2 separate regions of the Homo sapiens genome follow, and region 2 is linked to region 1. Evidence: read pairs that join two places in POLR2A ChIA-PET (ENCODE). Cell type or tissue: OCI-LY7. All regions are shown on one strand. Each heading gives the region's core, and the rest is flanking DNA. Links, peaks and the distances in the headings are about the cores only. Region 1 overlaps TULP4 (TUB like protein 4). Region 2 has its middle 40 kb from the start of TULP4.

Evidence for each region. ChIA-PET counts read pairs that join two places held together with the same protein. Peaks named below come from ENCODE experiments on the same cell type or tissue, not always from the same donor. Only the 100,000 strongest peaks of a DNase experiment are listed, where the experiment ranks them.
Region 2: POLR2A ChIA-PET joins it to region 1 with 8 read pairs; 5 of 35 experiments call an interaction of 5 or more read pairs at or near these places.

The regions. Positions count from the first base shown.
Region 1 is chr6:158,500,609-158,515,626 of GRCh38, forward strand. It overlaps TULP4 (TUB like protein 4), which reads left to right. Exons shown (of 14, transcript NM_020245.5): 13 at 1,070-3,570; 14 at 5,970-11,220. The coding sequence ends at 6,086. It also overlaps the pseudogene CACYBPP3. Among named protein-coding and RNA genes, the nearest start is that of TMEM181, 52 kb to the right of the region's middle. RefSeq lists an enhancer at 5,877-6,377. In OCI-LY7, for the core only: a CTCF peak has its summit at 6,233 (motif pointing right); no DNase peak of the experiment used is centred there; H3K27ac peaks cover 168 bases.
Region 2 is chr6:158,265,423-158,280,440 of GRCh38, forward strand. It overlaps a transcript of TULP4 not described here. Among named protein-coding and RNA genes, the nearest start is that of TULP4, 40 kb to the right of the region's middle. In OCI-LY7, for the core only: no CTCF peak of the experiment used is centred there; a DNase peak (open chromatin) is centred at 5,869.

The sequences.
Region 1 (15,018 bases), core at 4,279-12,278:
GCACTTTAAACAGGGTGGTGCAGACAGTGGCTCTGAGCACCTGTCTGTAGATCGCTGTTCAAATGCACGCACGCTCTGTTAAACTCTCACTGTGTACAAATAGGATATATTTATAGGGTTTAATTCAGCATGGCTCTACCTTACATACTGTTTGAAATGCTAAAAAGCAGATAAAGGCCAGGCAGGGTGGCTCACACCTGTAATCCCAGCCCTTTGGGAGGCGAGGTGGGTGGATCACCTGAGGTCAGGAGTTGGGGACCAGCCTGGCCAACATGGCAAAACCCCATATCTACTAAAAATACATAGCTGGGTGTGGTGGCGCTCACCTGCAGTCCCAGCTACTGGGGAGGCTGAGGCAGGAGAATCACTTGAACGCAGGAGAATCACTTGAACCCAGGAGGTGGAGGTTGCAGTGAGCTGAACTCCTGCTACTGCACGCCTGGGCAACAGAGCAAGACTCTGTCTTAAAAAAAAAAAAATTAGGAAATGATCCTTCATATGATACTCAGATTCACTAGAAGATTCTTTTCATTGTTTTTTCTACCACATTTTACATGGTTCTATTTACAGAAACCTAATGTGCATACATTTCTTATACACATCTGTTGCATGACACTTTCCACACTATCCATCCCATAATCATGAATAGACCTATTCAGAGGCCTAGGCACTGCAAGTCCTCAATGGAGGTTTTTCCTGTACCATTGCCCTCTTCTTGCATAAAAGGGTGGGTATTTTATGAATATCACCAGTAAAAAGCTTCTTCAGACATTTAATTATCTGTGATGGTGCCATTGAGGCACTGGTGCCAAGTTTAGAAGGTTCAAAAGTGAGTTAGTCGAAAAGTTCTGACAGTACCCTTAGCTAACAGACAGCAGCAGGCTGCCCTCAAGAACCCATCTCCCTTGTGCGAGCAGGCCAGCTTTCCCCAAGCAGACACGTCTCTGTCTCTGGCAATTTGCATTTTGTTTACAGAAGGAGACTGGATGAGTCCAGACGTATTGCTTATCCTGATCTGGTTTAATGGCAGTGTTTTTGTAAGCAGTTCCTTTTTCTAATTTTCTTCCAGTGACAGGAGCATCTGGTGTCCCTGAGAACAGCCCACCTTGTACCGTGAACATCCCTATTGCACCGATCCACAGCTCGGCTCAGGCTATGTCCCCCACGCAGAGCATAGGGCTGGTGCAGTCCCTACTGGCCAATCAGAATGTGCAGCTAGATGTCCTGACCAACCAGACGACAGCTGTAGGGACAGCAGAACATGCAGGTGACAGTGCCACCCAGTACCCAGTCTCCAACCGGTACTCCAATCCTGGACAGGTGATTTTCGGAAGCGTGGAAATGGGCCGCATCATTCAGAACCCCCCTCCACTGTCCCTGCCTCCCCCGCCGCAGGGGCCCATGCAGCTGTCCACGGTGGGCCATGGAGACCGAGACCACGAACACCTGCAGAAGTCAGCCAAGGCCCTGCGGCCAACACCGCAGCTGGCAGCTGAGGGGGACGCAGTGGTCTTTAGTGCCCCCCAGGAGGTCCAGGTGACGAAGATAAACCCTCCACCCCCGTACCCAGGAACCATCCCCGCTGCCCCCACCACAGCAGCACCCCCGCCCCCTCTGCCGCCCCCACAGCCCCCAGTGGATGTGTGCTTGAAGAAGGGCGACTTCTCCCTCTACCCCACGTCAGTGCACTACCAGACCCCCCTGGGCTATGAGAGGATCACCACCTTCGACAGCAGTGGCAACGTGGAGGAGGTGTGCCGGCCCCGCACCCGGATGCTGTGCTCCCAGAACACGTACACCCTCCCCGGCCCGGGTAGCTCTGCCACCTTGAGGCTCACGGCCACTGAGAAGAAGGTCCCTCAGCCCTGCAGCAGTGCCACCCTGAACCGCCTGACCGTCCCTCGCTACTCCATCCCCACCGGGGACCCACCCCCGTATCCTGAAATTGCCAGCCAGCTGGCCCAGGGGCGGGGGGCTGCCCAGAGGTCCGACAATAGCCTCATCCACGCTACCCTGCGGAGGAACAACCGTGAGGCTACGCTCAAGATGGCCCAGCTGGCCGACAGCCCGCGGGCCCCCCTGCAGCCCCTGGCCAAGTCCAAGGGCGGGCCCGGGGGGGTGGTGACACAGCTCCCAGCGCGGCCCCCACCTGCCCTGTACACCTGCAGTCAGTGCAGTGGCACAGGGCCCAGCTCACAGCCCGGAGCCTCCCTGGCCCATACCGCCAGCGCCTCCCCGTTGGCCTCCCAGTCCTCCTACAGCCTCCTGAGCCCACCCGACAGCGCCCGCGACCGCACCGACTACGTCAACTCGGCCTTCACGGAGGACGAGGCCCTGTCCCAGCACTGTCAGCTTGAGAAGCCCTTGAGGCACCCTCCCCTGCCTGAAGCTGCTGTCACCCTGAAACGGCCACCCCCTTACCAGTGGGACCCCATGCTGGGTGAGGATGTTTGGGTTCCTCAAGAAAGGACAGCACAGACTTCAGGGCCCAACCCCTTAAAACTGTCCTCTCTGATGCTGAGTCAGGGCCAGCACCTGGACGTGTCCCGACTGCCCTTCATCTCCCCCAAGTCTCCTGCCAGCCCCACTGCCACTTTCCAAACAGGCTATGGGATGGGAGTGCCATATCCAGGAAGCTATAACAACCCCCCTTTGCCTGGAGTGCAGGCTCCCTGCTCTCCCAAAGATGCCCTGTCCCCAACGCAGTTTGCACAACAGGAGCCTGCTGTGGTCCTTCAGCCGCTGTACCCACCCAGCCTCTCCTATTGCACCCTGCCCCCCATGTACCCAGGAAGCAGCACGTGCTCTAGTTTACAGCTGCCACCTGTCGCCTTGCATCCATGGAGTTCCTACAGCGCCTGCCCGCCCATGCAGAACCCCCAGGGCACTCTCCCCCCAAAGCCACACTTGGTGGTGGAGAAGCCCCTTGTGTCCCCACCACCTGCCGACCTCCAAAGCCACTTGGGCACAGAGGTGATGGTAGAGACTGCAGACAACTTCCAGGAAGTCCTCTCCCTGACCGAAAGCCCAGTCCCCCAGCGGACAGAAAAATTTGGAAAGAAGAACCGGAAGCGCCTGGACAGCCGAGCAGAAGAAGGCAGCGTTCAGGCCATCACTGAGGGCAAAGTGAAGAAGGAGGCTAGGACTTTGAGTGACTTTAATTCCCTAATCTCCAGCCCACACCTGGGGAGAGAGAAGAAGAAAGTGAAGAGTCAGAAAGACCAACTGAAGTCAAAGAAGTTGAATAAGACAAACGAGTTCCAGGACAGCTCCGAGAGCGAGCCTGAGCTGTTCATCAGCGGGGATGAGCTCATGAACCAGAGCCAGGGCAGCAGAAAGGGCTGGAAAAGCAAGCGCTCCCCACGGGCCGCCGGCGAGCTGGAGGAGGCCAAGTGCCGGCGGGCCAGTGAGAAGGAGGACGGGCGGCTGGGCAGCCAAGGCTTCGTGTACGTGATGGCCAACAAGCAGCCGCTGTGGAACGAGGCCACCCAGGTCTACCAGCTGGACTTCGGGGGGCGGGTGACCCAGGAGTCCGCCAAGAACTTCCAGATTGAGTTAGAGGGGCGGCAGGTAAGACCTCAGACCAGGTGGCGCTGCGAGCCCAGGAGGCGAGGGTTTCAGTGCTTCGGCCTTCAAGGAGCATTTTTCAAAAGGCCAAATGGGAAATGTGGAAAACAACGAACACCTCTTAGGTGGAGCTCATGGGGTTATGGTTTTTAGTGTGCCCACTGCTGTCTTGTATTTTTTTTTTTCTTTTTGAGACCGTCTCGCTCTGTGGCCCAGGCTGGAGTGCAGTGGCGCAGTCTTGGCTTCCTGCAAGCTACGCCTCCTGGGTTCACGCCATTCTCCCGCCTCAGCCTCCCGAGTAGCTGGGACTACACGTGCCCGCCACCATGCCCGGCTAATTTTTTTTTTTTTTTTGTATTTTTAGTAGAGATGGGGTTTCACCGTGTTAGCCAGGATGATCTCGATCTCCTGACCTCGTGATCTGCCCGCCTTGGCCTCTCAAAGTGCAGGGATTACAGGCGTGAGCTACCACGCCCAGCCCTAATTTTTTTTTTTTTAGAAATGGGAGTCTCACTGTGTTGTCTAGATTGGTCTCAAACTCCTGGGTTCCAAGCAATCCTCCTGCCTCAGCCTCTCAAGATGTTGGGATTACAGGCGTGAGCCAACGCACCTGGCCTGCAGTCATATTTGTAAAGAATACGTTTCTACTTCTGTTCATTGACTTTTCTGTTTTTGGCATCAGATGGTGACTTCCTAAGGAATGTGAGGGTTAGTTTTGCTCACCCTATGCACACACACACATGTATGCACACAGCTTTTCCTTCCCCATTAAATCAGTGGTCACTGGTTACCTTGTTATGCTAGTCAATAGCTGAGCCATGTATTACGGCTTAGTTACATTTCCTTTTTTGTATACTTTTCTTCCCCTAGACATATCAACTTCCTGTTATCTGTCTGTTTGCTCATTTGCCTATTTCTCTGTATATGGAAGTCATTCCCCAGTTCTCGAACCGGATGTTATCTCATGGTGCAGCTGAACACATTGGGTCCTAGTTCTTCCCTGCTCCAGCCCAGAAGGGTTGCTCTGTCCTGCTGCCAACGTCCCCCTTCACCATCCTGTAAAGTCCCTCCCCTCTCTACTTAAATTCACGTTTTCGTTAATTCACTCAATAAATGTTATTGAGAACCTGCCGTGTGCCTGGCAATCCTCTAAGCCCAGGGTTGGCATACTGGCCTTTGGGCCACTCTGGCCAGCCGCCTCTTTTTGGAACAAAGTTTTATTGGAGCACAGCCACGCTCATTCACCTGAGTATCGTCCCTGGCTGTGTTGGCCGGACAACAGCAGAGTTGAGGAGTTGTGGTAAAAACCGTGTGACCCACAAAGCTTAAAATATTTATTATCAGCCCCTCGCAGAAAGTGCGTCAGCCCCTGCTATAGTGCTAGGATCAGGGCAGTGAGGAAGACAGAGCCCCGCCGCTGTGGAACACGCAGACTGGGGACCAGAGGCGGATGAGTGCAGCCCGTGTGCTAGGGCATGGCGTCACTGTCTGATGGGATGTAGGCACAGGAACTGGTGAGGAAGTGGCCAGCAAGTCCCTCCCTGAGGCAGCGGTGTTGGACAGTGGTGGTGCTACTTCTCTTCTGGAGCCTCTGGCCTGTTTGTGTTTCTTTCTGCTTTTCTTTCTCCTTTCTACTTCCTAGGTGAAGAAACCACTTCATTTGGCCTGTAGCATTCACCCCATTCTTTTTTTTTTTTCTTTTTTCTTTTAGATTCAGGGGTACATGTGCTTGTTACATGAGCATTACGTGCATAATGGGGGGTGGGCTTCTAGTATGCCCATCACCCAAACATTGGATGTTGTACCCCACAGGTAACTTTTCACGGATGGAGCTGGAGGCCATTGTCCCCACATTCCAAACCTTGCTCACTGTCTCCATTGTGTTAACATGTTCCTCAGTCCCCTTATTTCCTGCAAACTTGGAGTTAGATATAGAAGCTTCACCAGATTCAGGGTCACTTTTGTTAGCAAAAGTATCTCATAGACGGTGCTGTCTGCTTCCATAAGGAGCCATGCAGACCCGGCTGTCGCCTTGCTCGCCTTGTTCTTTTTTTTTTTTTTTTTTTTTTTTTTTTGAGATGAAGTCTCCTCTGTCGCCCAGGCTGGAGTGCAGTGGCCCAATCTCAGCTCACTGCAAGCTCCACCTCCCAGGTTTACACCATTCTCCTGCCTCAGCCTCCCGAGTAGCTGGGACTACAGGCGCCCGCCACCACGCCCGGCTAATTTTTTGTATTTTTAATAGAGACGGGGTTTCACCGTGTTAGCCAGGGTGGTCTCTATCTCCTGACGTCGTGATCTGCCCACCTCGGCCTCCCAAAGTGCTGGGACTACAGGCGTGAGCCACTGCGCCTGGCCTTTTCACCTTATTCTTTAATGTCTTTGCTTCCCCTGCCCTCCTCCAGGTGATGCAGTTTGGACGGATTGATGGCAGTGCGTACATTCTAGACTTCCAGTATCCGTTCTCAGCCGTGCAGGCCTTTGCAGTTGCCCTGGCCAACGTGACTCAGCGCCTCAAATGAAGAGACTGGTGTGGGGAGGAGAGAGATGCAGAGAGCCTTTGGAAGAGGTCTTCGGAGATGCCAGAGGAGCCCTCTAGGGGTCCGATGCCTGGGAGGACCAGAAGCCAACAGCAAAACTGGAAAAGCCCGGCAGGCCCAGGAGAGGGCGCTGACCTGTGGTCGTCATTTATTTGGTTGGGTTTTATTACCTTTTATTGTCTGTTCTTCTTTTCTTCTTTCATTTCAGTGGCATTTGGAAGCAAAGAGTGCTAGGCACCTGCTGTTCTTTCAGGAAACAGCTTGGCTGTGGTAATGCTCTACTGGGCCCTTCAGAATGAAGACAGTCTGCCTTAGAGCCTGCTATTCTTTTAGACATAGGGAGGATGCATTATCCTGTATTCTCCTCCAACATCACCACTAGCGTAAAAGCAAAAAGCTTTTACAAAACACAGCCAAAAATTCTCAAGATGCAGGTTCTTGGGGAATGGGATGGGGACAGCATTTGATTTACACTGATTATGTTACTCCCCAAAAGGTGACTTAATTAATAAAGGGCATTTGGGCAGACACACTGTGTTGGACCAACAAAGTAGGCTCTTTACAGGGGTGTTCTCACCAGGTAGAAATGCGATTTGCTCACTGAGGATGTTGGGGAAGGGACGAAGGGTAAAGAAGAAACTGCACGTATACACAGGTTCACATCACTCTGCAGACAGCAATGTGACTCAGCGTGTGACTTGTAGCAGCAGTACGAGGGCTACACTCCTCTGCTGAGGATGTCTACATTGAAAGCCTCCACTAGTTTCATCGTTTGTCAAAGTTCCGTAGGATCAGTGATGGTCATTCAGCATGACTGGTTCTGGGAGAAGGTGAGAGACAAAAATGGAAAGATCCTGGCCTGTGGTAGTGGTAGCAGTTTTCTCAAATAATGTGGTGACAGTCACTAGATCCTCACATGCTGAGAAACAGCCTCTACTCTCTCTGCCCCTTTTACTTTTTAATCTGGAATGCATTACTGTAAACATGATCTTTCCCATGAGATACCATGTTCTATGCCTTCCCATTCTAAAAGTGTGGACAACGCTTGATTTGAAACCACTCCTTTTCTCCTCTTGGCTACATTAAAATTCAGTTGACTACAAATGCTTTCTATCAAATTAGAAATGTAACCAAAAAAATGTTAAGTGTTCACCAGGGTATTAAAATACAGAGGAGTATGGTCAAATCTTTGACAAAATTTTCATGATCTTCTCTAACAAAAAAAGTTGTTTATTAACTGTACAGACTGTTTACTAAGGAGCTAAACCACTGAGAAAACGTTATTAAAATTGTAATACCTAGGTAGTTGGTTGATCACAGTTTGTTAATTGTATAAAAAAAAATTACCTAGAATATCTCTTCCCACTTCCTCGTCCTCGTGAGAACCTGTGGGCAGTATTCAAGCCCTGATGACAAAACCCAGTGTTTTTTGTTGTTGTTTTTTGTTGTTGTTTTTTGTTTTTGTTTTTGTTTTTCTCAGTCTTACCTGTGATGTTGTTTAGGATCAGGCCCCTCTCCTGGGCCTGCTGTGCAGGAGCACAGGAACTATCTGCTGGCGTTGGGTTCCAAATTTGCATTTTATTTGGAAACAGACAAGTAGAAGATGCTACAGAAAAGTATTTTCAAATTTAAACGTTTTTTAATCCCCTGTTTTAGTTAAAAAATTGGAAAAGAAACCGACCCATTTTTTTCCCAGATCAAGATGACATGACATCACTCCCAATTCTCTCCAAACCCCAGAGAAATACTGACGAAGTTTTCTGATGTGGCAAAGGATATTTCCCATCTAATACCAGTTTCTCATTTATATTTAACGTATTGGACCTGATATTTTTAGTGGGTGCATTCTTCCAGAAAGAATTCAGCAATGTTATCAGAATTAATTCTTTTATATGAGTTTATGTAGCTTGATATGGTGTTTCAGTGCTTATTGGTTGTGCAATAATGGTTATAGCCTGTTAGATAATCTAAATGCAATTCCCCTGTTTTGTCGTTTAGGAGATAATTATTTATCTTGCTTTTCATAGTGTTCTTAGGAATTATTTTGTTGTTACGTTTTGGTGAGTTATACCCATTTTATTTATTTAGAAAAATAGTATCTTTGTTAACGACTTACATGGTCACAGTATATTTTGCTGCAAGAAATAAAGAGGATATGATAGAAGGTTTTTTTTTTTTTTTTTTTTTTTTTTTGAGACGGAGTCCCACTCTTGTCGCCCAACTAGAGTGTAGTGGCACAATCTCGGCTCCCCACAACCTCTGACTCCAGGGTTCAGGTGATTATTTTGCCTCAGCCTCCCAAGCAGCTGGGATTATAGACACCCGCCAACACGCCAGGCTAATGTTTTTGTATTTTTAATAGAGATGGGGTTTTGCCATGTTGGCCAGGCTGGTCTTGAACTCCTGACCTCAGGTGATCCGCCCGCCTCGGCCTCCCAAAGTGCTGGGATTACAGACGTGAGCCACCACTCCCGGCCCATAGAAGGTTTTTTGCTGGATAATTTGTAACTTTTCTAATTGGGAAAAAATTCCTATTAATCACTTAAAAATTTTTTTTTGTATTTTGTGTTATTGATTATATACAAAGGAGACTTTTTTTTTGAGATAACACTCAAATAGTATTCTCTTCTTTTGAAAATTTTATTTTTATCTGAAAATAACAGTTGATCTGAAATAAAAAGGGGAGACCTATTAGAATGAGAGTAGCCAAGGAAAGAGTTACTAGGTAATAAGCTTCACTTTTTGTGTTCTAATTGTTTTTGAGATATAAAGACCCTGAAAAAGCCCATTTTAGAACCTGTTTAATAAGAGCAAATATAGGGGAAAATCTTTGAAATGAAAGCTACAAATACATGTGAGAAGAAAAAAATGGATTTTTTTAGCAAATAATTAACTAAGCTTCTAAATGCCTAGCTCCCTCCCCCAAAGGCGCTTTCCCCCGATGGAGGCACAGGCTTCTGTCTCGGATGTTTGGCGCACGTGAGTTTGTATGAGTTTGTACCGGAGTGACCCCGGCAGCCACTGCCCACCTCCCCTCTACCCAGGGGCCTGAAAAGAGGGGCTGCCCTCCTGCGCCAAGGCAGACACAAGCTGCGGGCTGTGCGGTCCTAGTAGTGTGACGTTTCAGTTAATAGTGGTGGTCTTATTTTCAACTATGCTTTCATTCAGTCAGTCTCTGTTGACTAAATACGACGAAAATTCATACTTTATGCAGGAGATTTCTAAAAATTTAATGTTTATTAATAGTTTATGAATATCAAGATACCTCATTGAATCCCTAAATTTAAAAGCAGTCCAGTAAAAGGTTAACTGTATAAAGAATCTATGACTTTTTGAGGGAAGTGTGATATATTAACAAATATAACCAATTCTAAATTTGTTTTAGCTCTAACCTCATCAAACCAAAGGCACAGATTTGTGTACAATATACCCATTGAATGTATATCCTGAGAAAAATTGGGGCCAAAGAAGCAGGAAAATCTCAAAGCTCTAATGGCAGCATAAATCAAAGAATTTCACAGGCTAGTGTTTTTATCCATAGCCATTGCTCCCTTGTCAAGTGTCTCACAAGGACATGGAAGAATGTGTTATGTTCATCTTGTAATCATAGCAAAAAGTCTGCAAACCCCAGGGTCAAGCCTGCTCTGCCACAGGGTTGGATGGTGACCTTGGGCAAGTCCCTGGGGCTGGCTAGGCCTCCACTTGTCCATCTGTGAAATGAAAGGATCAGCCTGGACAGCCCTCTAAACTCCCTTACAGCTCTCAGCCTAAGAGCGCAGCACTGAACAGCCTCATCATTCCACTTTTCATGGGAAATATATTTCACACCATTGCCTTTGTGTAGAGAAATATTTCTTTTCCTGTGTTAATGAGCTATGTACTGAATATAAACCAGTGCATTTAAAGTAATATCTTTTGTGCACCTCTAAATGTGTTTGGAATTGTGTTTGTTCTCATAGAATATACAAAAGTACTGATTCTAGGTAAGAAGGAGTCTCCACGGGTGTGCCCTGCTCAGCTGGATGTCCATGAGAACAGCCATGAAATAAGTCACTACTTGTCCCCAAAACCACAGGAATATATACCTAGGTCACCTCAAATTCCTGAGTGTGCTCTGCCATGTTACACGGTCTTCAAATTGAAAAGGTTTCTTGAAAAGGAAAGTTTGGCCCAGCAACTGGAGAAGGAGTCCATGGTGTCGCTGTGTGCCTGTATCATTTGGCCAAGTCAATGGTTGTAAGCAAAGTTAGTGGAGACAAAAATGTGTCCAAAATGTCGTTTGAGTTCCTGGGATTTCTGTAATAGCACACAACTCAGAACTCTTCAGCATTTGTGTGATTCCTTACCTCTGGCTGATAAAACTCTAATGGGTTGTGGCTTACTTTGTTTCCATTTTCTTTGGCTTTGTGCAATTTTTGTGTAACTTTACTTGTACCTATATTTTCTGTTTACAGTTCTTTTTAAGGGGAGGGGTAGGGTTCTAAGATCTTGTTGTTTATTGTAGATAAAAATTTTTTCGTGTTGTAGAAAAGCATGGGTTATGCGTTTGACTGAAAAAGACACTGTATTATTTACCAAAGGGGTATTGTTTTTGCATTTGTTTATAAATGCATTATTTTGGTACTGTAAATTTGGACATAATTTCTGAGTTTATTACTACTGGCATTTTCTTTTTCCCTTTTTTTTTTTTTTAACCGTAAGTGCACGATGCAGGTGCATAGGCCCCAGACCAAACTAGACCACCAGCATGTTCATGTCCAGACCTCGGCAGTGGCGTGCACTGCTTGTGCACCTCAGTTCCTCCAGTGTTGGTTTGTTTGTTTTTTAATTCAGCATCCTGCTGGTTTTACTTTCCAAGCAAGATCTGTTGCGACTCCCAAATGCGTTTTAATGAGCTCATCCTTATTTGCCTTTCTTCTTACGTATTTTGTGTATTAGATTGTGCAGGAGATATTCTAGAAGGCATTAATGGTTTGCATTCAAAACGATGTGGTTTGTCCAAGTTATTTTCTGTCTTTATTACTGAGACGGATTAATCTCCTTATTTTTTTCTTGATGATTTGAAGTTGTAAGAGTTGTCCAGCTATTGCTTAATAAAATTTTGCAGATCAAAAAAGTTGTGTGCAGAATTCTTGAGCCTTGTGAGGAGAAATCACCTCGCTCCATTGGCATGACCTACCCACCCTCCAGTTGCTTCCTGGGTCTCTTGGTAACTGCTAGCAGCTACTGGAGACCCTGAGATCCCGGTCATCATGTTGCCCATTTGGGGAAGTCAGAGATTGTGCTGTCTTCTTGATGATCTGGTTTAGATTTGCTTTTTCATGGCTTTTTAAAAGAGGACTCGATTGGCCGGGCACGGTGGCTCACGCCTGTAATCCCAGCACTTTGGGAGCCTGAGGCGGGCGGATCATGAGGTCAGGAGATCGAGACCATCCTGGCTAACACAGTGAAACCCCGTCTCTACTAAAAATACAAAAAATTAGCCGGGCGTGGTGGCGGGCGCCTGTAGTCCTAGCTACTCGGGAGGCTGAGGCAGGAGAATGGCATGAACCCGGGAGGCGGGGCTTGCAGTGAGCCGAGATCGCACCACTGCACTCCAGCCTGGGAGACAGAGCGAGACTCCGTCTCAAAAAAAAAAAAGAGGACTCGATTAAAAGTGCACCTGTATAGCATCTAAAGATCAGAGATGCCAAATATTAACACCTTTGTTAATTTGTAGGAAACTTAAACCTAGGTTTTAAGCAATTCAACTCTAGGTGCTCATATAACTATTAACTATTGTTGTTACTCATAAGTGCTTAGTGAGCCTGCTTCCTCTGCCCTAAAGTTCCCTATGACCATGGGAGGTGGGAAGGTGGGGCATGGGAGGTTTATCTGTGATAATACATGTGTGCATGTACAGAACTACCTTTTTGGTGTTTTTCAAAGAATAAGGAATCAATTTTGCTCGAACCTAGCTCCCAAAACTCACTGTAGAAGAGAAATAACTGTCTCATGGAGATTGCATTGCAGTTTTCCAAGGATGAAAGATACTAACCACAGTTAAATCTCAACTCCATTATGAAGTGAATACCTTTTGCCACTCCTTTCAGAAGAAAATGGAAGCAGTGAGAGGTTGAAATGATTTCTGGATTCCATAGACAAAAACCAATCCTGAAACAGAATCCAAGATTTCTGGGTCACATTAATGAATAGACCTGGTTTATTCCCAGCTTCTCACTCTGGTGTGTCGTAAAGATTTGCCTGTAATGAGCTCTGAGCTACTTATACTTAGTCATCTCCCATGAAAACAAGTATTACATACAGATGGGCCACCCCTGCCCCTCATCAGGTGAGCTCATCCGCTTTATAGAATGAGATTTAAGTCCTTGTTATTGAATTCTGGAAAGAGTGAACGTTCGGCTGACCAGTTTTATTATTCACCCAGGCTTCACAAAGGAGCCAGTCTGTGTGGATTTGTTTCCCTACACTTCCTAGAAACAGCTGCTCTATGTGCTGAAGAATAAGAAGCCATCCATTGGAAGTGCTGGCTCATTTCTTGAACCCATTTCAGAGTTCCTGTCTGAGCGATCGCTTCAAGTAAAGAAGGCGCCCCAGAGTAAGTCATAGGAATTTTTTTTTTTTTTTTTTTGAGATGGAGTTTCACTCTTGTCGCCTAGGCTGGAGTACAATGGCATGATCTCAGCTCACTGCAACTTCTGCCTCCCAGGTTGAAGCGATTCTCCTGCCTTAGCCTCCCGAGTAGCTGGGATTACAGGCACGCACCACCATGCCCAGCTAATTTTTGTATTTTTAGTAGAGATGGGGTTTTACTATGTTGGCCAGGCTGGTCTTGAACGCCTGACCTCAGGTGGTTCACCCGTCTTGGCCTCCCAAAGTGCTGGGATTACAGGCGTGAGCCACCGCACCCACCACCATGCCCGGCAGTCATAGGAATTTCTTAAGCTTCAACCACCACTCAGGACAGCATGCAGACACCTTGCAAAGCATCTTGCTCTTTGTCCTCTGACCTGCCCATGCGTTCTTCCAGGTCACTGTTATGAATCCCAGCATCCCATTTGCCACTTAGCTCTGGCTGGCTCCCAGGCTCTCCCCTGCACCCAGTGATGGTGCAGCATCCTCACTGCAGGCACAGCTACGGGATAGCTCTTGTCCCGGGAAAGAGCGGGGAGCTTGGATGATAAAGGCAACCAGTCACATTGCCTTCTCCCAGTTGTGACAGCCATTTCCCATTGTCTTCAACCCTGAGGGTATGGACAACCTAGTGCTTCCTCTCTCCACTCTTCTCCAAAAGTAGAAAAGTGCCCAGACCTGACACCATTTCCCTTCTGTCCTGGGAACCAAGGGTCTCTATGTCTCCTGTTGGTTCATCCTCCAGCTCATGTGAATGATCTGTGGTTCCTCCTTTCACATGAATCAACTCAGTGTCTCCTGTGTCACCTTGAACCACTAATCAGAATCTTGCACTTTCACCCAGTAACAGGGGCATTTCCTTTTATTTCAGTGTCTGGGGTCACTGAAACAGGGGCTTGACCAGTGTTATATTTTCTTTCTCTCCCCAGTAAAAAGGCAGGCAGTCCAGACACCACAGCATGTGCATGCCACACGCATGCGCCCCCCCAACCCCTATGATGAGAAGACACACCCTCGAGTGATGAACTTCTTTCTGTGCTGGAGCCCATGGGGTCCTCTGAGTCCCACTTCCTGCCTTCCTCAGGTACCTGCTTCTGACTGCAGAAGGCTCTTCCGTCCCAGGATTGTGGTTTCTCACCAGTTTCTCAACAGTTTCCTTTGTTATAAAACTTGAGAGAAAACATTCCTCTAGTAGAAAGAGACTGCCTTCATCCACCCTTTGGAATAACCAGCTCCAGCCTAGGTCCCATTTCCTGCACTGGTGGAAGAAAAGTCTCTTCTTCGCTAAGTGGTTCCTTTGATGACCTTATAGATTCAGGCAGCTTGGGAAGGGAAGTTTCTCTAAAAGCCACAGAGCGTCCAGCTCATGGAACCCTCAGGATCCCTGGCCCATCTTAGGCCACATGGAGTCAGCCTCGTGCCCCCAGCCCATCTGTTCCTGTGCACTGCACTCCAGTGGGTCTCACCCTTGCATCCAGGGTTCTCTCCCACAGGATGAGCTTGTCAACATTCTCTTTTTCTAACACACACACTTGTCAGCAGGTGCTGGTATAAGCCAAGCTGAGCTCGTGGGAGGATGGCAAGAGAATAGGCCCAACAGTCTTTGTGGGAGACAGAGCCCACGTTTCTCCACAAACAGCTTCCGGGAAGAGTGGACGGGTCAGACTAGACCAAACCAGCCTCTTGAGAACACCACACTGCCCAGACCCACTTAGTGCCTCCGTGTAACCCGCTGGTTAGAGTCCACCTGCTAGGCAGCCAGAAGCGGCAAAAGCCCAGCCCCACTGTCCCATTCTTGACCTGGTCCTCCATGCTCACTGTGACAGCAGCACAGGCACCCCGACCGGGCCACAGCGAGCTGGTGGCCATGTCCCTGGCTCTGCTAACTTGGCCTATCTCATTTCTTAACCTGTTTTTCATGATGTGGACCTCTTGAGAGTATACTTGAAAAAAGTGAATTATCTATGTGGATAAAGGACTGGTACACTATGTTGAAAACGTAACAAACCAACCAGATGGGAAAGCATCTGTGCTATGGGACTTTTTTGTTTGCTTGTTTTGTTTAATAGGCATATTTTATTTAAATAAATCTTCCAGTAGGAAATGGAGAATGCATTGCCTTTGCTTAGAAGAGGGCCGTGTAAGGAGTTACCTGTAAATGCGTATGTGCAGCTCACCAGTATTCCCGTACTGGGAACACCAGCACGTCCGCATCACAGTTCCCAAAAGAACTTTAAAGTCTCAAACCCCCCTGTCCCCCCTCGTCTCGTTTCTCTCCTGA
Region 2 (15,018 bases), core at 2,739-10,738, 240 kb before region 1:
TGTAATCCCAGCACGTTGGGAGGCCGAGGTGGGCAGATCACGAGGTCAGGAGATCGAGACCAGCCTGGCCAACATGGTGAAACCCCCGTCCCTACTAAAAGAAAAAAAAAAATTAGCTGGGCGTGATGGCATGCCTGTAGTCCCAGCTACTTGGGAGGCTGAGGCAGGAGAATTGCTTGAACCTGGGAGGCGGAGGTTGCAGTGAGCCAAAATCGTGCCACTGCACTCCAGCCTGGTGACAGAGCAAGACTCCATCTCAGAAGAAAAAAAAAAAAAATTTTGGCTCAAGTAAGGCAAATACTTTTTTTTTCTTAAGCATTGAGAATGAGGATAAGAAGAAAGCTGTTTCTTTGATTAAACTTAAATCTTACCTGTGTGCCCAGACCTCCCCACCAGTTCTTAGATCATTGGACAGCACCCCCAATATTAAGCATGTATAAAACTTTTGTATTTCACTCCAAATTCAGGATGCCATGAATGGAGAAAGGAGTAACACATGAGGGAGCTTCGTGGTTATAGCCATATTGCCTTTACCTTTTTGGTATTATACTTACTGTATCATATTTTGCTATTTTTGTGTGTTTAAACATGAAAAGTAGTAAAATAGTACATTTGTAAAAGGGGGAAAATCACCCCTAGCTTCCACCATTGTTATAACTCTTAAGCATAGCATTCTCTTGAATTCTTTCCTCATAGGCACTTTTTTCCAAAAAGTTCTAAGCAACATTTTAAACACTGTTGGAAGCTTTTAAAATTTAACATAGCATAAGCATTTTTCATGTTTTAAAGTGGTTTTCATAATTATACTTCTTTTTGAAAAATTTTTTATTGTGATAAAATTTACTTTTTTTATGGAGACAGGGTCTCACTCTTATCCAGGCCGGAGGGCGGTGATGCAGTCACGACTCACTGCAGCCTTGACGTCCCGGGTTCCAGCGAATCTCATGCCTCAGCCTTCCCAGTAGCTGGGACTACAGGCACGTGCCACCACGCCCAGCTAATTTTTGTATTTTTTGTAGAGACATGGTTTCACCTTGTTCCCAGGCTGGTTTCGAACTCCTGGGCTCTAGCAATCTGCCCATCTTGGCCTCCCAAAATGCTGGGATTATAGGTGTGAGCCACTGTGCCCAGCTAAAATGTACCATTTTAACCATTTTAAAGTATATAGTTGGCTCTACATATCCGCAGGTTCTGCATGTGAGGACTGAAAACGTTCAAAGAAAAAAAATACAACAAAAATATAGTAGAACAATAGCATTTACGTTGTATTAGGTAATATAAATAATCTAGAGATGATGTATATGAGGGATGCATATGGGTTATGTGCAAATAATATGCCATTTTATATGAGAGACTTGAACATTTAAGGATTTTTTTATCTACATGGGTCCTAGAACCAACCCCCATCGATATTGAGGGACAACGGTATAATTCAGTGGCATTAAGTACGTTCCTGTTGGTGTACAGCCATCATCGCTATCCATCTCCAGAACTTTTGTTCATCTTCCCAAACTGAAACTCTGTGCCCATCAAACACTTCCCTTTTACCCCTTCCCCAGCCTCTGATAACCACCATTCTATTTCTGTGTCTATAAATTTGACTACTCTAGATACCTCATATTAGTGGAATCATAAAATATTTGTCTTTTTATATCTGGCTTATTTCACTTAGCATGATGTTCTGAAGGTTCATCCATGTTGTAGCATGTGTCAGAATGTCCTTCCCTTTCAAGGCTGAATGATATTTCATTGTATGTCAATACACATTTTGTTAACCCATTCATCTGGGTTTTTTTCTTTCTATAATCCAGGACAGTGCTGAAACCCATTCATCTGTTGATGGACACCGGGTAATTAAACTTTTTGAAGACATAATAGGCCATCAAGTAGATAAATCATACTAGAAGATGCAATTTTTGCCCTCAAAGAATACTGAAGTTGATATGCCAACATGTCAAACACAGAAGATGAAAGCAACTAAGTGATGTGAGAAGTCAGTGTGGGTTCATACAGAGTAACCAAAGGAGGTTGTCCTTGCCTTTCATCTAGTTGTTAGACTGAGGGAGGGTAGGACCTGGGAGGATTCCAGAAGAAGGTCTTCAGTTTGATTTCTGACCCTCCCACTTCTGTTGCTCTGTTAGGCCTCTGTGTACAGTTAGCAGCCATCTCATAGTAAATCTTCCAAATAATTAGGAGGGTCACTGCTTTGTCAGGACAATTTATACCCTTTCTCAATTAGCAAATTGTGTGGCAATCCAAAGTTAACTGGAGTGTTGCTCCCCTTTTCTATTTTGCTCCCGTGTGGATGTGGTGCAAGAAGGCCTGCCAAGGTCAGCCTCCCGTTTTCCTCCGTGGGTTGGTATAGACATGTTTGTTGGCCAGACATTGCCTAAAGCCCTGTAGTCAAGGGTGGTGTGCTTGCATTTGCCTGGCTGAATTAAGGCTCTTGGTGCTTTTCTATCAGTCGAATCCCTTCTCCTCCATGTCTTCTAGAAATTGAGAAGGGTTTATCAGTGGTACCTCACTCTGTTTTCCACAGGTTTTTAAAATTTTTTTTTGTTCTTTTACATTTGTTTGATCTTTTCTTTTCTTTTCTTTTCTTTTTCTTTTTTCTTTTTTTTTTTTTTTTTGAGACGTACTTTTGCTCTTGTTGCCCAGGCTGGATTGCAGTGGTGCGATCCTGGCTCACCACAACCTCTGCCTCCTGGGTTCAAGCGATTCTTCTGCCCCAGCCTCCCGAGTAGCTGGGATTACAGGCATGCACCACCACACTTGGCTAATTTTTTTTGTATTTTTAGTGGAGACGGAGTTTCTCCATGTTGGTCAGGCTGGTCTTGAACTCCCAACCCCAGGTGATCCGGCCACTTCTGCCTCCCAGAGTGCTGGAATTACAGGTGTGAGCCACTGCACCCGGCCTTGTTTGATCATTTTAATGGGACTTTGGGGAGAGGGATAAGGTAAACAGATGGCTCATTCATCATCCTGAATTTATTTTTGTGTACTATTTATTGTCTTAGTCTGTTTGGCTGCTATAACAAAATACCTTAGACTGGGTAATTTATAAACAGTAGAAATGTGTTGCTCACAATCCTGGGAGCTGAGAAGTCCAAGAGCAAGGCACCAGTGGACTTGTTGTCTGGTGAGGGCTTGCTTAATCACTTCCCAAAGGCCCCACCTCGTAATGCTATTACATTTGGTATTAGGTTCCAACATAGGAATTTTGGGGGGACACCAACATTTGGATCATAGCAATTACATTTTCCTATTTTACTGAACTCTTAATTGTTCTGATTTCATTTGATTCTGTTGGGTTTTCCAGATGGAAAATTATATTACTTACAAATCAGGGTGATTTTTGGCTCTATTTTTATATGACTTTTTTCTATTTTTATATGACTTTTTTTCCTGTTGTAATATTTTGCTTGTAATTTCTAGAATGATACTGAATAGCACTTTTGGTGAGCATCTTTGGCTTAATCCTCCCTTTAGCCTTTAGCACTGTTGGCTTTAGTCACTTTCTGCATATTGCCAAATTGCTTTTTGGAAAGCTGCACTAGAATTGGAGAGTGCTTGTCACCCATGTCCACACCCAAGCTTAGTGACCAGAGCATTGTGAAGGGTCTTTCCAATTTGTGGCTCTTGTCATTTTAAAATTAAATTTGGGTTTGCCATTTATTATTTTTTTCTAGAAATTCTCGAGTCTGAGAATATGAGAATAGAGTTGGCCTAGGTTCATACATTGTTTTGTTCTCACCAGATAATTACACAACTTTTTCTTCCTATTCCAAAGTAACAGTGTTGTGGAGTGGAAATTACTGTTGTTAATTTTAGCACCATAGTTTGGTGGAAAAAAGTATGGGTCTTGGAGCCAGATATCAGAACTAAGCTATGTCACTAATAGCCTAGTGACTTTTCATAACCTTACTTAAACTCTTTGAACTTTAGTTTCAGCATTTGTAAAAAAAAAAAAAAAAAAAAGGATTTTCCTGTCTCACTGGGAGACTGAGAACATGGAGTAAGATGCAAAGTGGGCCCTTCCTTAGTAATGGAGAAATCATTAGCATTCACATACAAGGCCATTCAGCAAGAATTCGTTGCCATTTGAGATTTTGATAGACTTTAATTTTGATCAGAGATAATTTTAACCTTTTTTTCTCCGTGATTCTTCATCCCTGATTTCCAGATGGAATCAGGGTCAATGATAATTGTCTCTGCATATTTCTTTAATAATCTATTTTATTCCAGATTTTAAACATTGCTTAATGGGTAGAATATAAATGAAATTGCAAAAGCAATGTCCAACATTTATTTAGCACTTTACTATGTGGGCAGGTAATTAAGTACTTGACATATGTTTATTTAGTCTTCCCAACATTCCTACTTCTTGGGAAATGAAGGTGTTTGAAAAGTTACCCAGTCAGGTGGTGGGAGAGCCAGGCCCGGTGCCCGGCAGTCTTGCTGCTGAGCTGCTGTCACTGTTCTGCCTTTGTGGTCTTCACAGGGTTGCTCCCTTTATTCCGTGTTCCTTAAGCCCATTTTATTGCTTCTAGATCTAGGAAAAAACAAAAACACTGAGTTTTTGAAAAGGCTAATTGTTTTAAAGTTAAATAGTAAGTGTCAAATGTACAGCATTCATATCTATTAAATATACGTTAATTCTACTCTGTAGCAGTAAGACCCTTTCCTATCCAGGCAGTATAATTAGATCTTCTATATATCTTTAATAGCCTTCTATTTATCTTAAGAACTCTGGCTTAATTTTCTCTTGGATTATTATAAAGTCTTCATTATTGAGATATTTTTGTCAGTAAATTGTCCTTACTTGGTCCAACTTGGAGCTCTCTTTCTTTGTTTTGCTCTTGCATCATCATCTGAAGACCCTACCTTGGCTTTATCCTGCCAGGGACCGGTCATTCCAGCAAGATTCTCTCAACTCTGCTCCACAGCACTTTTTTGGCTCTTGATTACAGGATTTACCTTGTAGTATTGAAGTTGGTTTATTTTGCCCATCTTCTCTCACTGTGTAGGGTGCTTCTCGGGGCTAGGGACTGGACTTCGATGAGTTTTGCATTGTCAGCACCCGGCCTGTTCGGCCTGTGGTGGGCACTCACTAAGTGTCTCTGGTACCGGGGCCGGTGATGGGCACTCAGTTAGCGTCTCTGGCCTGAGTGTTGCTTGGCTGCTTTCCTGGTTTGACACTGCACTTTAGACTATTGCAGCTAAAATTAACACACATCATCTGTTGATGTGATGCTTGCCTCCTTTTAAGCTTTTCTCAAGCTTTCAAAATTTCTTCCTGAAGTTTTTCCTTCACAGATGAAATTGCTCCTGAATTAGAGGTGATTTACTCCAGGCTTCCTTGTGCTTAAATGTGGCAACTTTCAAGGCTGCCTTCATTTTTGCCTCAGAGTTTATAAAGCAGCTTAGTGTGAATAGATGCTGTAGGGCCGGGCACAGTGGCCCATGCCTGTAATCCCAGCACTTTGGGAGGCTGAGGCAGGTTGATCACCTGAGGTCAGGAGGTCAAGACCAGCCTGGCCAACATGGTGAAACCCTGTCTCTATTAAAAATACAAAAATTACCCAGGCATGGTGGCAGGTGCCTATAATCCCAGATACATGGGAGGCTGAGGCAGGAGAATGGCTTGAACCCAGGAGGTGGAGGTTGCAGTTAGCCGAGATCGCGCCACTGTACTCCAGCCTGGGTGACAAAGTGAGACTCTGTCTCAAAAAAAAAAAAAAAAAAAAGATGCTGTACTGAGTTTATTTAATATAAGCAGTTTTATGTTAGTCACTGCTCTGTTGAGTTTTGTTTCATTTTCAATTGTTGCTTCTCATGTGGTAATGAAGAAAGCATTTAAAGGCCAAGTTAAGTGGGTGCCTAACCAAAATAGGTCCAGCTTCCTCAAGTTGTGTCATGACTTGTTGATGAGGAGGAAGGGCAAGGAGACATCTAACTCTCACAGGCTTTGTCTCTTGTAGCTCAGATAGGGTTTCTTTAATCCATTTTAGAATTTTTTTTTTTTTTTTGAGATAGGTTCTTGCTCTGCCACCCAGGCTGGAGTGCAGTGTGCCATCATAACTTGCTGCAGCCTCAAACTCCTGGGCTCAGGCGATCCTCCCACCTCAGCCTCTGAGTAGCTGGGGCTACAGGCGGGTCACCACATTTGGCAAATTTTTAAATTTTTTGTAGAGATGGGGTCTCACTCTGTTCCCCAGGCTAGTCTCAAACTCCTGAGTTCAAGCCATCCTCCTGCCTTGGATTCCCAAAGTGCTGGGATTACAGGCATGAGCCACCACGCCTGGCCCCACATTAAAAATTTTGAAACGGTAGCTTTGATTCAGGTGTAACTGTCCTCCTAAAGAAAAATAAAATGTTCTGAGAAGTTTTAGTTTAAAGTTGGAAAGCACTGAGAATAAATCTGTTTTGGGGGAAACATTGAAATGCTACGTTTGAAAATCTGTAGAATTTGCTTCAGGTGAGACAAAGGATGGGGTAAGTCATTGAAAGGACTCACTGGGACACATGTGCAGTGGAGGGTTTAAAAGTATTTGCGGAAAAATATTTAGAACGTTTAATTTCTAAATTAGAAATGTATGAGTGAATTTAGGGGGAAGGGGCTGGTTAAGTACCCAGGGATTGGTTCCACAGTTGCTGAGCATACACTGTCACCAAGTCAGATGTGGCTACTGTCCTCGGGGAGGTGACAGGTAGAGGAGAAAGCCTTATCCACTAGGTTTTAATTCAAGGTGCCAAGGACCATGTGATGTGGCAACAGGTGCATTTCAAGCATAAAGAGGTGGAATTTTTCAGTTGGGAATTACCAGTGGTCACCAATGTTTTTATCATCAGATTCTTTTTATATTTTCTTTCTTCCTCCCTTCCTGCCCCAATGGCTATGATCTTATTACTAGCCAAGAATTGTTGTTCAGTACAAGATAATGGTATTAATAGCTCGTATTTGTTTTTTATGCTTAATGTGAGCTGAATGAGGGAGAGGCTGGAGCTGAAGAAGAGGATCTGGCAGTGAGTGCTGTGGAACCTCAGCATCCCAGGCCAGCCAAGGCAGAGGAACAAGCAGAGGAGACAGAAAGAATCACAAGGGAGGAGGAAACTATCAGGAAGTTCCTTTAGAGAGCTTACAATTAACTCACTGAAATCCCTCCACAGCTGCCTGAGATAGGTTTTGTCATACCTCCATTTTACAGTTGGGGAAACTGAGACCTTGAGTAGTTAAGTAGCATAGCTCTAATGCAGGAAGTAGTCATTGACAGACCCAAGATTTGAAGTGAGGCTGTCAGCCTCCTGAGTTCCCCTTCTTAATCACTACTGCTTTCCAAGTTTCTAGAGTGTTTCAGTCAAAAACAAATGTGACAGTTAGGTTTGTGTAACTTTACTATAGTAGATGTGTAGTTCTCAATACATACTTTATCTTAGCTAGAAGGCTAAGGAAACGATCAATATGTGTTTTAAATATTGAAAAAGAGCTTATGGACTTTGATTATTGGGTTTGTAGATGCATAGAGATCTCATGACCTGGCTTTGGGAATCTGGTCCGATCTTGTCATTTTGCCTTTGGCGAAAGTGAAGGCCCTTGTTGAGGGACCTACCCGACACTTCACTGGAGCTTGAGCCTGGGTCTCTTGAGTCCAAGGACAGAGTTTTTCCCATTGTACTATGATGTCCTTGGAATGTGTGTTCTTCACACAGACAGTGTTGCCAGTGAAAGTTAGGGAAAGTCAAAATGGGTAAGATGCTAAAAGAACAGATAAGCTTCAGGAGCCACATCCAATGTCTTCATTGAACTGGACCTTTCTGCAGGCCCTCTCTTTGCTCAGGTGTTGAGACTCCCCTCTCTGTTGGTTTCCTCCTCCCTGTTCATTCTTCCTTCTCACCCTCCTCTGCTGGCTCCCTACCTTTATTTACCTGACGTGGGGTTCCACAGGGCTCACCACTAGAGCCTTTCCTCCATCCTCATCCTCCCTCACTGGGCTTAGTATGTTCTGTAGTTCTGTAGTTAAAACTGACCTTTATGTCGATGACACTGACTTATCTCCAGTCTATACTTTGACTCCGAGGTTCAGATGCAAGTGTCCAGCTATTTACTTGACCCTGCCATTTGGATGTCTCCTAAACATTGCAGACTCAACATGCCACATCTGCTCATGGCAACTCCATGCCCTGTCCCATTCTTCTTCAGCTCAATTACTGCCACCACCAATTGGGAATTATTCATAACTGTAATAGCTGACACTTACTGAGAGTTTATTATGTGCCGGCACTGCCTCAAAAATATTACACGAATTAACACAAATAATCTGTCTGGTCCTAACAATAGTACCATGAGGTAGGTTGTGGTAATAGTGATAGCTAATATAGCTCCTAGTATGTACCAGGCACAGTTTTAAGCATGTTACAGATATTAACTCATTGAATTCTTATCATAGATTCATGAGGTAGATACTGTTATTATCTCTAATTGATAGGTAAGAAAACTGAATTACAGAGAGATTAAGTTACTTGCTCCACGTCCCTCGGTTAAAACCTGCCTCCCGGGCTGGGTGCAGTGGCTCACACCTGTAATCACAACACTTTGGGAGGCCGAGGTGGGTGGATCATGAGGTCAGGAGTTCGAGACCAGCCTGGCCAACATAGTGAAACCCCATCTGTACTAAAAATACAAAAATTAGCTGGGCATGGTGGCGGGCACCTGCAGTCCCGGCTACTTGGGAGGCTGAGGCAGGAGAATTGCTTGAACCCGGGAGGTGGAGGTTGTAATGAGCCAAGATCACACCACAGCACTCCAGCCTGGGCGACAGAGTGAGAGTCTTTCTCAAAAAAACAAAAACAAAACAAAACAAAACACCACACACACAAACCAAAAGCCTGCCTCCCAGCTGCTCTCTTGTCCCTCTCTCTAATGAGCATCTTAGTGCTGGCCACCACCAGCTGTACCCGGATCACTGCAGCAGCCTCCTGCCTGTGCTTTCTGCCTTCACTCTGTCCTCTTCCACACAACAATGTTGTTCCTGAAATGAAAACCAGAACATTTCATTTAAACCTTCCAGTGGCGGCCGGGCGCAGTGGCTCACGCCTGTAGTCCCAGCACTTTGGGAGGCCAAGGCGGGCGGATCATGAGGTCAGGAGATCGAGACCATCCTGGCTAACACGTTGAAACCCTGTCTCTACTAAAAATACAAAAAAATCAGCCGGGTGTGGTGGCGGGCGCCTGTAGTCCCAGCTACTCGGGAGGCTGAGGCAGGAGAATGGCCTGAACCCAGGAGGCGGAGCTTGCAGTGAGCCGAGATTGCGCCCCTGCACTCCAGCCTGGGCAACAGAGCGAGACTCCGTCTCAAAAACAAAAAACAAAAAACCAAAACCTTCCAGTGGCTTCCCACTGCACTCCGAATAAAATATAAGCCCCTTTCTGTTGCCTACAGGCCGCTCCTAAGCAAACCCCCAACGTCCTGGTCTTTTCCGTATCCTCATACATGCCAGTCTTTCCTGCCTCTTGTTAGCCTTTTATTGATCTCTTCCATTTTGTTGTTCTCTCTGTTAGAATGTAAGCTCCCTGAAGGCTAGAGTTTGATCAGTGTAGAAAGAAATAAGTAAGAAATAAGAACAGGTTTAATTTTAGGCTATATCAGCATTCCATTTTGAAAATGTGTTCTGAGTTCCAAAAGAGCCAAATCTTACTAGACTGGAACACAGTCCAGTGCCGAGTTGTGGAGTGCTTGTATAGTTCTGCCACTGTCTGGAGCCCACGCGCTACAAGTGTCCCGCACAGTTGCAGCTGCTTTTTTTGTTGTTGTTGCTTTCCTCTTAGTCCTGCCCATCTTCTTCATTTGCCACGGTGTTTGAACTTCATGAGGCTGCTGCTGTCGAAACTGTGGTGATTCTGATGGTTCTGTGGATAGTGGAAGAAAACTGGCCAGGGACATACAGGGAGAGAAGCTGAGCCTGAGAGGGTTTGGCCATATTCCTGCCTGTGAAAGACCATGGGAGATGGTAATCTTCAAGGTCCCACACTGACCCTCACCAATTCATATTCTCCTGGCACTGATTTGCAAATTGAGCAACAAGTCTAGCCGTCTGGATGGCCACAGTTACTACTTTCTTTAGCTCTCAATGCCCATTCTAACCCACGGCAGCGCTTTGTCACTGTCCCTAGAGATTCCTTTGAACCCACCTTGATGTACATAACTACACTAATGGCAAGTTCTTTCATTTTCTTCAGTAACCAGACCTGTCAGCATGGAGCCCAAGGAAATAGGTCTTATGAGAATTTCTGTAGTAAGCAAAAACGTAGAATTTGGGGTAATATTAGTAAATAAACAATAACTTAGCAAATTAAGATCTTGTTTGTAGTTCTGCTGTGGAGGACAGTAACTCGTCATCTTATTTAAGACCCTGTGACTTTCAAAGAAGTGTCATTCTGTGAAAGTACTGAGGGAGGGTAGGCCCCTGCTGTGAATATAGGAGTATACAGTTCAGATATACTTTCTAAATATTGAGCAGGAGTAAAGACTGTAATAAACTAGGGAGACTTTTTCTTCTTTTTTTTGTTACGGCAGTCTTGCTCTGTCACTCAGGCTGGAGTACAGTGGTGCAACCTCAACTCACTGCAACCTCCGCTGCAAGAGTTTAAGCGACTCTCCTGTCTCAGCCCCCCAAGTAGCTGGGATTACAGGTGCGCGCCACCATGCCCGGCTAGTTTTTGTGTTTTTAGTAGAGACGGGGTTTTACCATGTTGGGCAGGCTGGTCTCGAACTCCTGACCTCGAATGATCTGCCCACCTTGGCCTCCCAAAGTGCTGGGATTACAGGCGTGAGCCACTGCGCCCGGCTGGGAGACTTTTTCTTCTTCCTTCTTTCTTCTTCTTTCTTTTTTTTTTTTTTTTGAGACAAGGTTTTGCTCTGACACCCAAGCTGGAGTGCAGTGGCATGATCATAGCTCACTGCAGCCTCAAACTCCTGGGCTCAAGTCATCCTCCCGTCTCAGTCTCTCAAGTAGCTGGGACTACAGGTGTGCAACCACCCCCTGGCTAATTTTTTTTTTTTTTATAGTAGACATGGAGTCTCACACTGGTCACAAACTCCTCCTTCTTCTAAAGCAACAAAAACGTGTTCTTAGTTGACAATGGAATGGTAAACATGACTCTCAGAACTGTTGTACTGAGTTCATAACTTATTTAGGTGACAGTAGGTCAATATAGATGGTGCCAGCTTGACACCCTTGTGTCATAGGGTCCCTTTGCCCAGCACTCTGTTTTTAAATTCAGAATAATTGGGAAGTGGTGGGTGCAAACCAGCACTGCCTTCTCTGCAGACCTACCAAGGTGTTATGCAAGCAGTATATTTACATAAATGTATATTGCATAAATATATAGTATATTTGCTAATAATAATACCAAGGTATTATGGAAATAGAGAAGGCCTAACTTATTAGAACCCACATGTTTGTTTGTTTGCCAAGACCTCTGCTGGTCTTCTTTTTTTTTGGTCTTTTTTTCCTTTTTTCTGTTTTTCTTTTTTGAGATAGGGTCTTGTTCCCGTTTCACAGGCTTAAGTGCAGTGGTGCAATCATGGCTCACTGCAGCCTCAACTTCCCAGGCTCAGGTGGTCCTCCCACCTCTGCTTCCCAAGTAGCTGGGACTACAGGCGCGTGCTACCACACCTGGCTAATTTTTTGTATTTTTATTAGAGACAGTTTTTCACCATTTTGCCCAGGCTGGTCTCAAACTCCTGGGCTCAAGCAATCTTCATGCCTCAGCCTCCCAAAGTGCTGGGATTACAGGCGTGAGCCACCATGCCCAGCCCTACAGCATCTATTTATGCTAGGTCTGTCTCTTGGTCTTGAATGTCATCTTTAATGACCTCTCAGTCAGGGAGGTCAGGAAAATGAGATTTCTTTGTAGCTATTAAAGAGTATCAGAGAAATTACTTTTGGTGTTGCAGCCCAAGTACATCATGGGTTAAAATGACTTTTACAGATTAGCCTGTGTAGCAATGATAATGCTTATGACATTACTTCTCTAGAAATATTTTTTCAGAATTCTGAACAACCTGTTTGTAAGAAGACTTTAACAACATAGTCCGTGGGTTAATTGGGGAGATTTATGTTAGGGCCACCAGGAGCAAGGATTAGCTTTGGCCACAGTAGCCAAAACAACTCTTGCCCCATCCCTCCCTCCTGCTCAGTGTGGCTCGTGTAGGTAGTTGTCTTGTTTCTAGTGTCACACTAGGCTTGGTTACACTGAGTTTCTGGTGGCCTGGAGGGTAACTTTTGGCCTTTGTGTGGAAGCTGTCACTTTGCACCTTAAATATCAGATCTTAATTCGGGGACTTCTTGAGATGATGTCCTTCAGTGATGCAGATATTCTGAAACAACTCCCTGTAACAGTCCCAGGTACCAGAGATATCCCTTCTTTTCTTTTTCTGGCAGCAGTAACCTTTGTGGTCTTTCTGGGCCATCTCAAGCTTGGCTTGAGGCAACTCTGTTTCCTTCACTCAGAGAGCATCATATCAACTCCCATCACCTCATCCCTGGAATTCTCTTGACTTCTTTTGCTGCTGTGGCCTTTGAACCAGAGCCCAGGCTCAAGCTTTTGTTGGGTTCTCTCAGCATAGGTGGAGGTGAATGTGGACTCCCTTCCTCTTGTGCTAAATTCATCATCATAGGCACGGAATAACTGGGCTTCAAGGGATCTTAAGTCTGTTGCATGTCGGTCAAGTGGACTGCCCTCTGTTTGCATTAGATGAAGTATTGGGGAAAGTGTAAGGTCTGTGTTTTCACAGCTCCTTTGAGACTGCTAAAGGTGTCTGGCCTGTACTGTGTGGTACAATGAGCTGTATTGACAATACAGCTTCACAAAGAGCAAGTCTAGTACTGTATCTTTCCATACAATTGTTTTGATGTAGTGCATTTTGTAGTGTTTAGAGGGGAAATGTAGAAGAAAATACTAGTTTTTTTTTTTTTTGGCTATATGCTTTAGTGTAAAATGATCCAGCACTTTCCAAAAGATATTTTTATTAGTAGTACTAAACTATTATCTGTATGCTCATGTTGATTAAATTGATCGAAAAGCTTAATTTTCAATACATATACTTAGATCTTTCCTAGAAAAAAATGTAATGTTAACTTTGATAATTCTTTTTGTTTGATGTTATTTGAGAACATTTTGACATCGTAAGTTGAGAAGAACAGTTGCTCTGATAATAGTGGGATTATTTTCTTCTTGATCATTTTACCTATTTTATTAGTTTATTTTGTTTTTTAATAGGTGCCAGCAAGTATTCTTTATTTGATTCTGATATTTTTCCCCTTTAAGCATCTTATTGAACAAATACTTTTAGAGGACCTCCTATGTTTAGGGCACTGTTGTAGAACCAGTGAAAGGAAGGAGAGCTGGAGGTAAGTTGCAGTCTCTATTTGGGGAGCTTTCCTGGGTGAGTTTAGCTTTCTTTACGTAGGCCCCATGGGGATCCAGAATACTGGCCATAGTTGTTGTTTTTTTTTGTTTTTTTTTTTTTTTTGAGACGGAGTCTCATTCTGTCCCCCAGGCTGGAGTGCAGTGGCGTGATCTCGGCTCACTGCAAGCTCCGCCTCCTGGGTTCACGCCATTCTCCTGCCTCAGCCTCCCGAGTAGCTGGGACTAGGCGCCTGCCACTATGCCCGGCTAATTTTTTTTTTTGTATTTTTAGTAGAGACAGGGTTTCACCATGTTAACCAGGATGGTCTCGATCTCCTGACCTCGTGATCCGCCTGCCTCGGCCTCCCTAAGTGCTGGGATTACAGGCTTGAGCCACCGCGCCCGGCCTGGCTATAGTTTTTGAAAATGTAGAACAATAAGTAGATATTCAGAATTCAGAACTTAAATTATATATGCTTTCTACCGTCTAGTTTAAACTTTTAAAAGATACTGTTAAATTCACACTTAAATTGCTTTAGTACGTCTTTATGATTTCAGCTCAAGTATGATAGAATGAAAATATGTTCTTTTCCCTTCACTGCTGTGTTCTGATCTTAATGTCATGGGAAGACGGTAATATTCTGTTTGACACTAATACATTTAGAAGATAATTTCTAGCCTCAGTTTATGATAGCTATGTACATTTATGAGGAAAATCTTTAACACATGGCTTACATCGTACAAAAATTAGTTTCAAATTACTTCATCTGTGTTTAATATCTGATTAATTATGTTAAGAAAAAAAGAGAAAAGAAAATGGAGACTCTCTCTCTCCCAGGCCAGCCATTTGACGATAGCGTAATTGGGAACGTGTCCTTGGCCTCTTTCCTCCTCCTCCCCGCTAGAATGGTGTAGGTCCTCTTCACTCTTAGTGAGATATACAGCAGACCTATTCATTCTCTTCCAAGAAGTTCTCAAAACAGCAGACAGCTGTGAACACTTGATACGTGTTTGGCTTGGAATTCAGCATGTGAACCTCTGCTTAGATGGTTTTTCCCTAGACCAGAGGGCTTATTTCAGAACACAGTTGTGAAGTGAGGTGATGCTTCTTTACGGCGCGGCTAAACGTGTGCCACTAACTGCGTGGATAGACGAGATGCACCACGGTAGACGTGAGGGTTTGACTTTCTCCATCCATAACTGGGAAGTTAAAGTTGACAGTTTGGTAAGAAGGAAAGTTGCGTATTTCTCGTGTATTCCATCGCCATTTCCTTTTATTTATCAACGTGAATGTTGAGAGTTGGGCCTCAGTATGAATTTTAATTAGAATTGTAGTATAGCATTAATCTTACCATGGTAGCAAGACCAGTGTAATATGAATACACTTAAAAAAAACTTATACATTAAAAAATGAATAATTGAAGCCATGCCAAGTCCATGATACTATGCATTCATGCCATTTTATCTTTTTTTAATTGCCTTTTTATTTTTGATATTTCAACTGATCATTTATTACCTTTTCCTCCCTGGTTATTTAAAGTTATCTTTTCTTCATTTTTCTTTACCAGGAATCTATTTTATTAGCGTTTTGGTACAAGTGGCTACCT